2 separate regions of the Homo sapiens genome follow, and region 2 is linked to region 1. A link is an interaction called in ENCODE POLR2A ChIA-PET data of the cell type or tissue named here. Cell type or tissue: K562. All regions are shown on one strand. Links, peaks and the distances in the headings refer to the core of each region. The heading gives the core; the rest is flanking DNA.

Region 1 (5,615 bases), core at 343-5,342:
TCCTCTTTTTTTCCCTTTCTATTTCTCAGAGGTCTGCATCCTTTGTTGGTTTCACTCTCTGGCAGTCCTCTTCATGTAGTGGCCCCAGCAGCTCCAGGTTTATATCCACCCAGTTTGGCACCAGTAAAAGTCCCCAGAGGGCTCTCATTTGTTGGGCTTGGGTCCATCCCTAAGCTTGCCACTGAGGTGTGAGGAATGTGGTGCTCTGATAGGCTAGGCTTGGGTCAGCCGCTCACCTCTGGAGTTGGGGTTGGAGTTAGCCTCAACAGAGACTCACGGACTGAGCTGCTGGTTCCCCGAAGGAGAATCAAAGTTCTGCTACTAGACAAGGGGAGGAGGGATGCTGGCAGGCAGAACCACAGAACATCCTCTCTATCTTTCTTCAAAAAGCTTCTTCATGCCTCTGTGCCTTTTACAAGCAGTTCCCTTCTGAAGAGGCCCTTCTCTGGCCCTCCTGGAAAATTCATTCTTCCTCTTCCTTCAGGGTTGTTGGAGCTCCCTCCATCTGTGATGTTTCATCCCACGAGCTGGCATGCCTGTCATGTCTGTACACACTGCCCACATGTGCGTGCGTGAACACACACGGCCCACATGTGCGTGCATGCACACACACACACACGCTATCCTTGTAGTTTGAGAGTGTTGTGTAGTTGATATCCAGTACCAGAGTAAAATCCTGACTCAGCAAGAGTTGCATCCTAAGCTGCATTTGGATTTCATTGCTCATCCATCATCCATCCATCTTTAATTCATCCATTATACATCCATCACCCATGAATCCATCATTCTTCCATCTGTCCATGACCACTCATCCATTCATTCATCTACAGTCCATCCATCTATCTACCCATGATCCACCCACCCATCCATTCATCCACCTGTGCATCCATCCATCCACCCATGCATCCATCCATCCACCCATGCATCCATCCATCCATCCATCCATCCATCCATCCCTTCATGCACCCATATATCTACACATTCAGCCATCCATTTTTCCATCATTCATAATCCATCCATCTAACAAATATTGCTGATGCCTTTGCTATGCCAGATGGACTAGAAGATCCCTGCCCTGGAGAGCAAAACATAGTGAGACAGACAGACACAAAAACAAAGATAATTCAGAATGATACAAACGATCCCATCTCAGTCTGGTGTCAGCAGTTTACTTGATGCTGCTGATTCCACTTATAAATAACGCACTTCTACTCACATAATGAAAATGGCAACAGTTCACATTCATTCAGTTCTTTACACAGCACTTTCTCATTTGTTTCTTAGGACCCTTCTTTGGGGGTAGGTATTCTTATCTCTGTTTCTCAGATGAGGAAACTGAGGCCCAGAGAAGGCAGGGAACAGCTCAAGGACCCTTACCTTGACCACAGTGGAGAAGGTACTCAGAAACAGGCCTCAGATACAGCTCCTGATCCCGTGTTAGGCAAGGTGCTTTCCGTAGGTTGAGGATCTGTTCATCAGCTGATGTGGGTCGCCTGGTGCCCTGCCATGCATCACCCTCCAAAACAAACCTGGGCTGGGAGAGCCTAGCTGGCTATTGGTCACTGCTGCAGCGTCTGAGAGCTCCCTGAAGCCCAGGCCTCCTCATCTCTAGCCACTGCCTTTCTGGCTGCCGGGGACCACAGCACTGTGAAGAGAGGCAGTTCCTGCCTAAGCCTGGAGGCTTAAGGAAGGGGCATATTATGTCTCCTCTAGATAGTATGATCTGCCCCGAGCCTGAGGCTGGCTCTCTCTTTGTTCAAAAGAGAGATTAGCAAGTGCTATAGAGGCATTAACAACATATCAGCACCAAGCTGAGACTTTCTCCTTGGTATTAATGGAAGGACAGGAGGAACATTAAATAAGGAATAATTTCCTTTCTCTGAGAGTTAAAAGCTGGGACTCTGAAGCAGAACTGCCCAGGATTTAAACTGTTGGCCATGCAATGAGTGCTAAGTCTTATTAATATTATTCTTATTGTTATATTGTTACTGTGGACAGAGTTTAAAAGCCACAAGCAGAATGAGGCAGTGGTAAACAGTTTACACTCGGGAATCGTAGGCCTAGGTTCCAATCCCGGCTTTGTCAAGTCTTACTTTTGTCAATTTGCAAGTGACTTGACCTCCTCAAGGCTTGGTTTATTCATCTTCAAGATCGGGATGAAAATAATAAAAATAGTCAACATGAGGGATTATTTTCTACCTGCCTGGCACGGGTCTAGGCACTTCTCATGTAATAACTCCCTTGGCCTTCATGGCCCATCAACTACACTGGCTAGATAAGGAAATTGAGGCATCTTGAAGTTCAGTAGCTTGCCCAAAGTCCCACAGCCAATTGTAGGTGAAGGTGGGATTTGGGCCCAGGGCAGTCTGACTCTTGGGCTTGTGATAGGCTTAGGAAAGACTCACGAAATGACACATGTACGTGACCAGCCAAATGCCTGGCACATAGTTTGGTTAAATAAATAGAGGTGATGCTGCTGCTGAGGCCTTAGGTGTCAGCTCTGTTGCTGAGGCTGGAGTGCAGTGGCGCAATCACAGCTCACTGCAGCCTTGACCTCCAGACTCAAGAAATCCTTCCACCTTAGCCCCCCAAGTAGCTGGGACTATGCCTGGCAATTTTTGTTATTTTTGTAGAGACAGGGTCTCATTATGTTGCTCAGGCTGGTCTTGAACTCCTGGGCTCAAGTGATGCTCCCACCTTGTCCTCCCAAAGTGCTGGGATTCAGACTTGAGCCACGGTGCCTGGCCAAGACTCTTACTTCTAATGATGGAAACCCTACTAGTTTAAGCAAGTCTAAGAAAATTATCTACTCCTGTGAACTACAAAGTCTAGGTGGTGTCAGTTTCACCTGAACACAGGTGCCCAAAAATATCACCAAATGCTCTTTGATTCCTTAGACTCTATTCCATTTAAAATTTAAAATTCAGTTCCTCATTTGTACCAGTCACATTTAACATGTGACTAGTGGCCACTGCATTGGATGGTGCAGAACATTTCTATCTTCACTACCAGATTGTATGGTGCTGCTCACTATGGAAATTAACGTGGCCCCTCATAAGCCCTGCACTGAAACCCCACCTGCCTTGCAACCCTAGAGGGAAGAGAGCTGCTTTCCCATAACTCTGGAGAAAAGGCTCAGGGAAGGCTCTCATTGGCCTGATTTATATCACATGTCTATTCCTGAACCAATCACCATGGCCTGCAGCGTGTGAATGGAGTACTCTGATTGGCTGGCTTAGATCATGTGCCTGCTTCATTGGTGGGATGGTTAGGCCTGCCCAGAGCACATGGCATATGTTTCCAGAATAGGGGAGAGAAGAGGATGGAGAGTGAAAAATGACATACTGTGATAGATGGTATTCTTTGTTTATAATTATTAATTCCCCCCTCCACCACTGCTGTGTGTCCCTGAAGGGGCGTGTACTGTCCCACTTCTGAGTGCAGTGGTGCTATTTCGACTCACTGCAACCTCCATCTCCCGGGTTCAAGCAATTCTTCTGCCTCAGCCTCCCGAATAGCTGGAATTACATGTGTGCACCACCATGCCCGGCTAATTTTTGTATTTTTAGTAGAGATGGAGTTTCACCATGTTCGCCAGGCTGGTCTCGAACTCCTGGCCTCAAGTGATCCATCCACCTCAGCCTCCCAAAGTGTTGGGATTACAGGCATGAGCCACAATGCCTGGCCCCACTCTTGATGACTTTGAATTTGGTCGTGTGCCTTGCTTTGATTATTGACTGTGAGCAGATGGGACACACGCAGTATCTGAGCACAGCGAGGCTCTGCCCTGTCACGAGGATGGGATGCCTCAGACAGTGGCTGTTCCTTCTGCCTGGTCCCAGAATGCGAAGGGACGGGGCCCAGTGTAACCAAGACCGGCCAAGCCCAGCAGAGCCCAGCTGAGCTGCGTCCAGCCTGCTTCCCTCATGCGACAAGAATGAGAAGTAAATGCCTGGTATGGAGGGCCACTGAGAGGTTAGGACTCTGTTCTGGCAGCGAAAGCCGACTCGTGCACACCCTGATCCTCTTCCCGAGTCCCATCCTGCTTCCTGCTCTAGTCCACCTTGGGCTTCAGCTGAGGTCCCTCGCTGATGTGTGGCAGATCCGCAGCAGAATCAGACTCCAGTGAAGAGCAAACTCAGGCTGGAGTAGAAGAACTTGTGACATTTCTCAAGGGGCTCCTCTCCTGGTTCCTCTTAAGCTTGCTGCTGTTCATTCAGTCACACACAGTGACTGAGCTCCCGTGATATACCGGGTGCTGGACCTGCAAGATCTTGCGAGACCCAGCTCCTGCCCTCAAGGTGCCCCCAGTCTGTGGGGAGAGACATGGGTGAGCAGGTAATGAAGTCACGGCAGGCCCAGGGCTCTGGCAAACCCGGGCCGAGGACTAGCTGGGCGTTTGGCTTCCTGAATATCGGCCAGCCTTGGACCCAGAGCCACGTGTTGATCAGACGAATTTCTTTAAAAATGACCCTGGGCTAGAAGTGCAATCCTAGCCATGCAGGTTGTCTGGCAAGGCCAAAGGATTCTGGAGATTCTCCTGGTAGCAAGGAGCTGTCTTCCCCAAGCCCATTATCCTCTAGCCTGTGCCTGCTGTGGCATTTCTCTGCCTGGGCTCTGGGTCACATTTCACTTCTGTTGCAGTCCCTGGGGCCATCAGGATGACAGGAGCATCACGCCCAACTGTCAGCCCTCTTCTGTCCCAACACACTGTTCTGACTTCAGACCTTGCCAGTCCCAATTATAAAAGAACAGGCAGGGGATGGGGTCCCCGCTCTTTCACAGGGTCCCAGGCAAAGGCCCGGCTCTCTCTTGCTCATTTATTCGTGAATTTATCTGACATACATTGAAAGCCAATTATGTCTTGCTGCTGGGGCAGGCAGGGGTGACAGAGATGATTAAGATACAGTCAGCCCTTCTAGCCTGGGCCCAGCAGCGTTGGGGGCCTGCGGAGCCAGGGAGGGTTGAGCCGGGCTTGGGAGGATGGTGAAATTGATCCAGCAGTGAGCATTTTAGGCAGAAAGAACAGCACAAGGAAAGGCACGAAAACTGGATGTAGGGTTCGAGCACAACCTTTTGGAGGTGGGGTGCATGTCCCCCTTATGTCTGCTCTTCCTTAGATGAGGTGGCATGGCCCCTGCCCAGAGTTGCCATCTGGGGAGATTTAAGGCTCCCCGAGCCTCCTGGCCCTAGCTGCTGGCCAGGCCCAGTGGCTCCCTCATCTCCCTTTCCTGCACCCACTCTCCTGGTGACATGGCTCGCAGTGCACATCTCCTGGGCAGGTGCAGGACATGGCAACCCTTGGTTCATCTGCTCTTCCCAGAGCCCCAGCCTTTCTCATGCAGGCTACTGCTGAGCCATGATGCATCCCTCCCAGTCCTGCAAGGTTGGCTTTCAGAACCTTGGAGTGGGGCTTTCTCTTGGTTCTGCACAGGAGCTCCTATCACAGCAGCAGTCAGCATGGCCTGAGCCCCCGGGTGGGAAATAAATCAGACAGCTGTGATGGTAACACTCCCATTTATTGAGCACCTATTATGTGCTGGGCACTTTGAGGGCTGCTGCAGCACACAGGGAACTTTGGTAAATGTAAGAAAGCCTTCCCCTCTGGGCATGGA
Region 2 (5,247 bases), core at 1-5,000, 420 kb after region 1:
GGACAACTCGAAGCAAAGGTGGGACAAGTGGAAGCAGAGAGGGGGCTTCCAGGTCACAGGTAGATAAGAGACAAATGGTTGCATTCTTTTGAGTTTCTGATGAGCCTCTCCAAAGGAGGCAATCAGATATGCATTTATCTCAGTGAGCAGAGAGGTGACTTTGAGTAGAACGGGAGGCAGGTTTGCTTTAAGCAGTTCCCAGGTTGACTTTTCCCTTTAGTTTAGTGATTTGGGGGCATCAAGATTTATTTTCCTTTCACAGCTGTAATCAACTGCTGGTTGTTGGTTGGGGGTGCTGGACTGAACAGCCCCAATCATGTGTGCGTGTGAATTGTGCCCCCTGATGTTGTACAAAAGCGGGCTGCAACTGCAACCAGTCAAGCAACCACACACTGTCTAGGGATCCCTGCAGGGGGTCCTGAGAACACCCATTTAATTGCATGCACAGGGGTGTTCTTGGAAGAGTCCATAACTTTCTTCGGACTATCAAAGGCACCTGGACCCCTCCCAAAGGACAGAATTATAATAAAATACACAAAATGCAATGCCAAGTGTCTGAATTAGATCCCTAGGAAGGTCTCTCCAATCCTTGGAGTCATCTTCAAAGCCCCACTCTGTCTCCCATCCCACATCTAACCCGTCAGCTCCATATGAAAACTACTGCGTATCCAAAATCTGACCATTTCTCCCTGCTCTCCCCTCCCAGGCTGGTCTGGGCCCAGACTGGACTCCTGCTCTTGCCTCCTCCCTGCCTTCTGTCCTCCCTGCTGCCACCTGGGGGGCCTGATGAGAGGTGAGTGGAATCATGTCACTCTTCTGCTAGGACCCCAAGGGGGCTCCTGTCCCACTCAGAGTCAAGGGCAAGGCCATCCCAGTGGCCATGAGGTCCTGCACTCTAGGCCTTGACCCCCATCTCTGAGCCACCTCCCACTACCCCACTCCTCCTCCTCACTCCAGTGTCCTCAACACCCGCCAAGCTCCCACCTCAGGCCCCATTCCTTCCATGTGGAATGCTCTTCTCTCAGGAAAATGCCCACATTCCTTTCCTCCTTCAAGACTTAACCCACTGGCCAACATGGTGAAACCTCATCTCTACTAAAAATACAAAAATTAGCTGGGCATGGTGGCGCATGCTTGTAATCCCAGCTACACGGGAGGCTGAGGCAGGAGAATCACTTGAACCCAGGAGGTGGAGGTTGCAGTGAGCTGAGATCATGCCACTGTACTCCATCCTGGCAACAGAGCAAGACTCCACCTCAAAAAAAAAAAAAAATGACTTGGCAGGGCGCGGTGGCTCACGCCTGTAATCCCAGCACTTTGGGAGGCTGAGGTGGGCGGATCACGAGGTCAGGAGATCGAGACCACCCTGGCTAACACAGTGAAACCCCGTCTCTACTAAAGATACAAAAAATTAGCCGGGCATGGTGGCGGGTGCCTGTAGTCCCAGCTACTTGGGAGGCTGAGACAGAAGAATGGTATGAACCTGGGAGGTGGAGCTTGCAGTGAGCTGAGATCGCGCCACTGCACTTTGGCCTGGGCAACAAAGCGAGACTCCGTCTCAAAAAAAAAAAAAAAAAAAAAAAAAAAAAAGACTTAACTCAGATATTCCCTTCTCAGTGACGTCTCCCCTGACCACCATAGTGAAACTTGCAAAGAGTGCACACACTGCACGCCCCCTCTCCTGTGTCCCTCCCTGCACTAACACACATCTAATTTATTTTACTTATTACACCTTTTATTTATTGGGGTGTCCTTGCACTAGAATGAGAATTCTATGAAGGCAGAGAGCTTTGTCTAGTTTGTTCATTGTGCATTCCAATGAAATTGTTGAGTGAATGAATCCATGAGGACACATTTGAGCAGGGATCTGAAAGTTGAAATGTTACCTGGGCAACAAGAAAAGGGAAGGGCATTCCAAGCAGCAGGGCCAGCATGAACAAAGGTTTGGGGGTGTGAAGAAACATGAAATGTTCATGGACGGGCCAGAGGATGCCTGAAAAGCTGGACCCCAGTCACCTGAAGCATTGGCTTGTCACCCATAAACGATCCCTCGGTTAGGATGTGGCGCTTGCAGGGGGATAAGGGGGAATCAAGAATTGGCTAGATTGCCGGGTGCTGAGGAGGCGCAAGTGACCTACAGCGGAAGGTCCAAGGAGTTTGGATGTGACACGAAAGCAGAGCCTCAATGTCCTTATTGGTATCCTTATCTTTATCCCCAATGCTGGCCCTGGAGAAGGCATAGAATTTTATCAAGGACTGTCTTTACAAAAGTGTTTTTTAAAAATTAGCTGGGTGTGGTAGTGTGAGGCTGTAGTCCCAGCTACTTGGGAGGCTGAGGTGGCAGGATAGCTTGAGCCCAGGAGCTCGAGGCTACAGTGAGCTATGACCGTGCCACCAGACTCCAGCCTGGGCAGCAGAGTGAGACCCTTTCTTTAAGGAAAAAAAAATTCCTACCAAGAGTTAGGCACTGTAGACGTAAGGGAGAAGTTAGGACTGTGGTTTGAGATCAGCCTGGGCAACATAGCAGGACCCCATCTCTACAAAAATACAAAAAAAAAAAAAAAAAAAAGATTCACCAGTCATGGTGGCGTGCACCCGTAGTCCCAGCTACTTGGGAGGCTGAGGTGGGAGGATGGCTTGAGTCCAGGAGGTCGAGGCTGCAGTGAGCTATGATTGCACCAGTGCACTCCAGCCTGGGTGACAGAGCAAGACGCTGTCTCAAAAAAAAAAAAAAAAAAAAAAGAATTTTACCAATGGCCATGTTATTAATTTTCTCTAGGGGAAAAAAAAACTAGAATTGGAATGAAATGCCAAGAATCAGTTATACTTAAAGACAGAGTCCATATTTCAAGGATCACGTATTCCTCTGAGGCCACCATATTGGAATTCTCCTCAACAGGGCTGATGAGTGAATGCAGAAGCCTGAGCTGCATTCAGGAGCAGCTGAGAGTGCAGTGCTGGTTTCTAGGGCTTGAGAATGCTGGATACCCAACCGTGCTGACTGCAGGTCTCACCAGAGAACCATCACTTAGACGGGATAACACTGAGACCATGAAGCCACTGTTTGTGGCCGGGTGTGGTGGCTCACGCCTATAATCCCAGCACTTTGGGAGGCGGGTGGACCACTTGAGGCCAGGAGTTCGAGGCCAGTCTGGCCAACATGGTGAAACCCTATCTCTATTGAAAATATAAAAATTAGCCGGACATGATGGTTAGCGCCATGCAGGACTGTAATCCCATCTATTCAGGAGGCTGAGGCAGGAGAATGGCTTGAACCTGGGAGACGGAGGTTGTGGTGAGCTGAGATTGTGCCACTGCACTCCAGCCTGGGTGACAGAGTGAGGTTCCATCTCAAAAAAAAAAAAAAAAAAAAAGACACTGACTGTCTAGGGTCACAGAGCTCTTCCACACCCCCAAGTCACTTGATTCCCCGCTGCCTCCCTATAGGCTGCACACCCTAACTAAGGGATGAGTTATGGGTGACAAGCTAATGCTTGAAGTTACTGGGGTCCAGCTTTTCAGGCATCCTTTACTGCTGTTTATCAGTGCTGTCTGTGGGTGCTTATTTAACGCACGCAGCAATCCTATGCTCTAAGATCCTTGTGCCCATTTTACAGAGGAGGAAATGGAGGCCTTGAAAGCTGAAGCAAATTGTCTGAAGGTCTCAGAGCCTCTAAGTGGAGATAGCAGACAACCTTGTTTATGTGGCGCCAGCATCCATTCCTGTTCTGGGTATAACACCTTGATTTTCCTCTAGGAAAACCACCTTTCGTCCACTCTCAGTCCACGTGGCGTGGGTGGAAATAACACTCCCAACACTGCAAGGGAAAGCACGTACTGCAGGCCCGGCCAGTGCATTCCATCTCCCCGGCCATGTGATGGTTCAGGGATAGGTGTGCTTCCCAAGCTATGCCTCCCAAGGACCCTCCTGGAAAAGTCCTTATCTCTCCTCCTCTACAATTACTAGTGATATGAGCCAGGGCTACTAGGGAAGGGAGGAAGACGTCATTTCTTCACACACAAAGGAAGGAGTCATTTTACCAACTTTTTAGGTTCACAATTATGAGCAACCTTAAATGTTCCATGGAAAAATCTGCCCAAGATGCCAGGCACGATGGCTCATGCCTATAATCCCAGCACTTCCGGAGGCTGAGGTGGGAGGATCGCTTGAGCCCAGGAGATCGAGACCAGCCTGGGCAACATAGTGAGATCCCACTTCTACCAAAAAAAAAAAAAGTTAGAAAAATCTGTCCAAGACTGATGACACAAACATAGAGACAGCAGAATGGAAGACAATGAGAGACAGGCCAAATAGCAACTAGATCCTTTAATGGTGGTTAATCCACCATATCCAGCCATGCCCGAAGCCAGCACTAACGTTTTACTCACTTGAGCAAATACATCCCTTTCTTTCCTTGGGCCAGTTTGAAGTGTGTGTGTATGTGTGTGTGTGTATGTGTGTGTGTGTCTGTGTGTGTGTGTGTGTGTGTATGAGAGAGATTTATACCCGAGTGGGTACTGGGTGGTACAGTGGTAGAACAAATACTAGACGGTGTCTGAATCCAAAGTTCCTGCCATGTCTAAGGGCTCAGAGAAGCATTTCATAGAGGACTAAATATACCTTGATGAATGCTCCAATGGCCCTAAGCCCACAAGAAGAGATGATCCAAATGTATCTTACAGTACAAAAGTCACAGCCTTCCTTCAAAACCCACCCCAAGTGCCAGTTCCTCTATTCTCCCAGTGAGTCTGTGTGTCCCAGCGCTGTGGAGCCCGTCCTCAGTGCACATGAGTTAAATGAGAAAGTATCTGAGCCTGCTTCTTTTTCTCTTTTTTTTTGAGACAGAGTCTCGCACTGTTGCCCAGGCTGGAGTGCAGTGGCACGATCTCAGTTCACTGCAACCTCCACCTCCCAGGTTCAAGCAATCCTCCTGCCTCAGCCTCCCCAGTAGCTGGGACTACAGGCGTCTGCCACCACGCCCAGCTAATTTTTGTATTTTTAATAGAGACAGGGTTTTGTCATGTTGGCCAGGCTAGTCTCGAACTCCTGAACTCAAGTGATCCACCCTCCTTGGCCTCCCAAAGTGCTGGGATTACAGGCCTGAGCCACCGCACCTGACCTGAGCCTGCTTTTGACTGCATTTGCTAACACATCAGTTATATTCCCATCCTCGAAAACAGAAATATACTCTGCAGTCAATGCACCCATCACACCAGCAGAAGCCAAGCAACAAAGACCTAAAGCAA

The links. ChIA-PET counts read pairs that join two places held together with the same protein. Peaks named below come from ENCODE experiments on the same cell type or tissue, not always from the same donor. Only the 100,000 strongest peaks of a DNase experiment are listed, where the experiment ranks them.
Region 2: POLR2A ChIA-PET joins it to region 1 with 5 read pairs; 2 of 35 experiments call an interaction of 5 or more read pairs at or near these places.

The regions. Positions count from the first base shown.
Region 1 is chr16:28,024,872-28,030,486 of GRCh38, reverse strand. All of the region lies in intron 1 of GSG1L (GSG1 like), which reads left to right. Among named protein-coding and RNA genes, the nearest start is that of GSG1L, 36 kb to the left of the region's middle. RefSeq lists an enhancer at 3,389-3,889. In K562, for the core only: no CTCF peak of the experiment used is centred there; a DNase peak (open chromatin) is centred at 3,216; H3K27me3 peaks cover 1,634 bases.
Region 2 is chr16:27,605,722-27,610,968 of GRCh38, reverse strand. The region is part of intron 2 of KATNIP (katanin interacting protein); the gene reads right to left. Among named protein-coding and RNA genes, the nearest start is that of KATNIP, 58 kb to the right of the region's middle. In K562, for the core only: no CTCF peak of the experiment used is centred there; no DNase peak of the experiment used is centred there.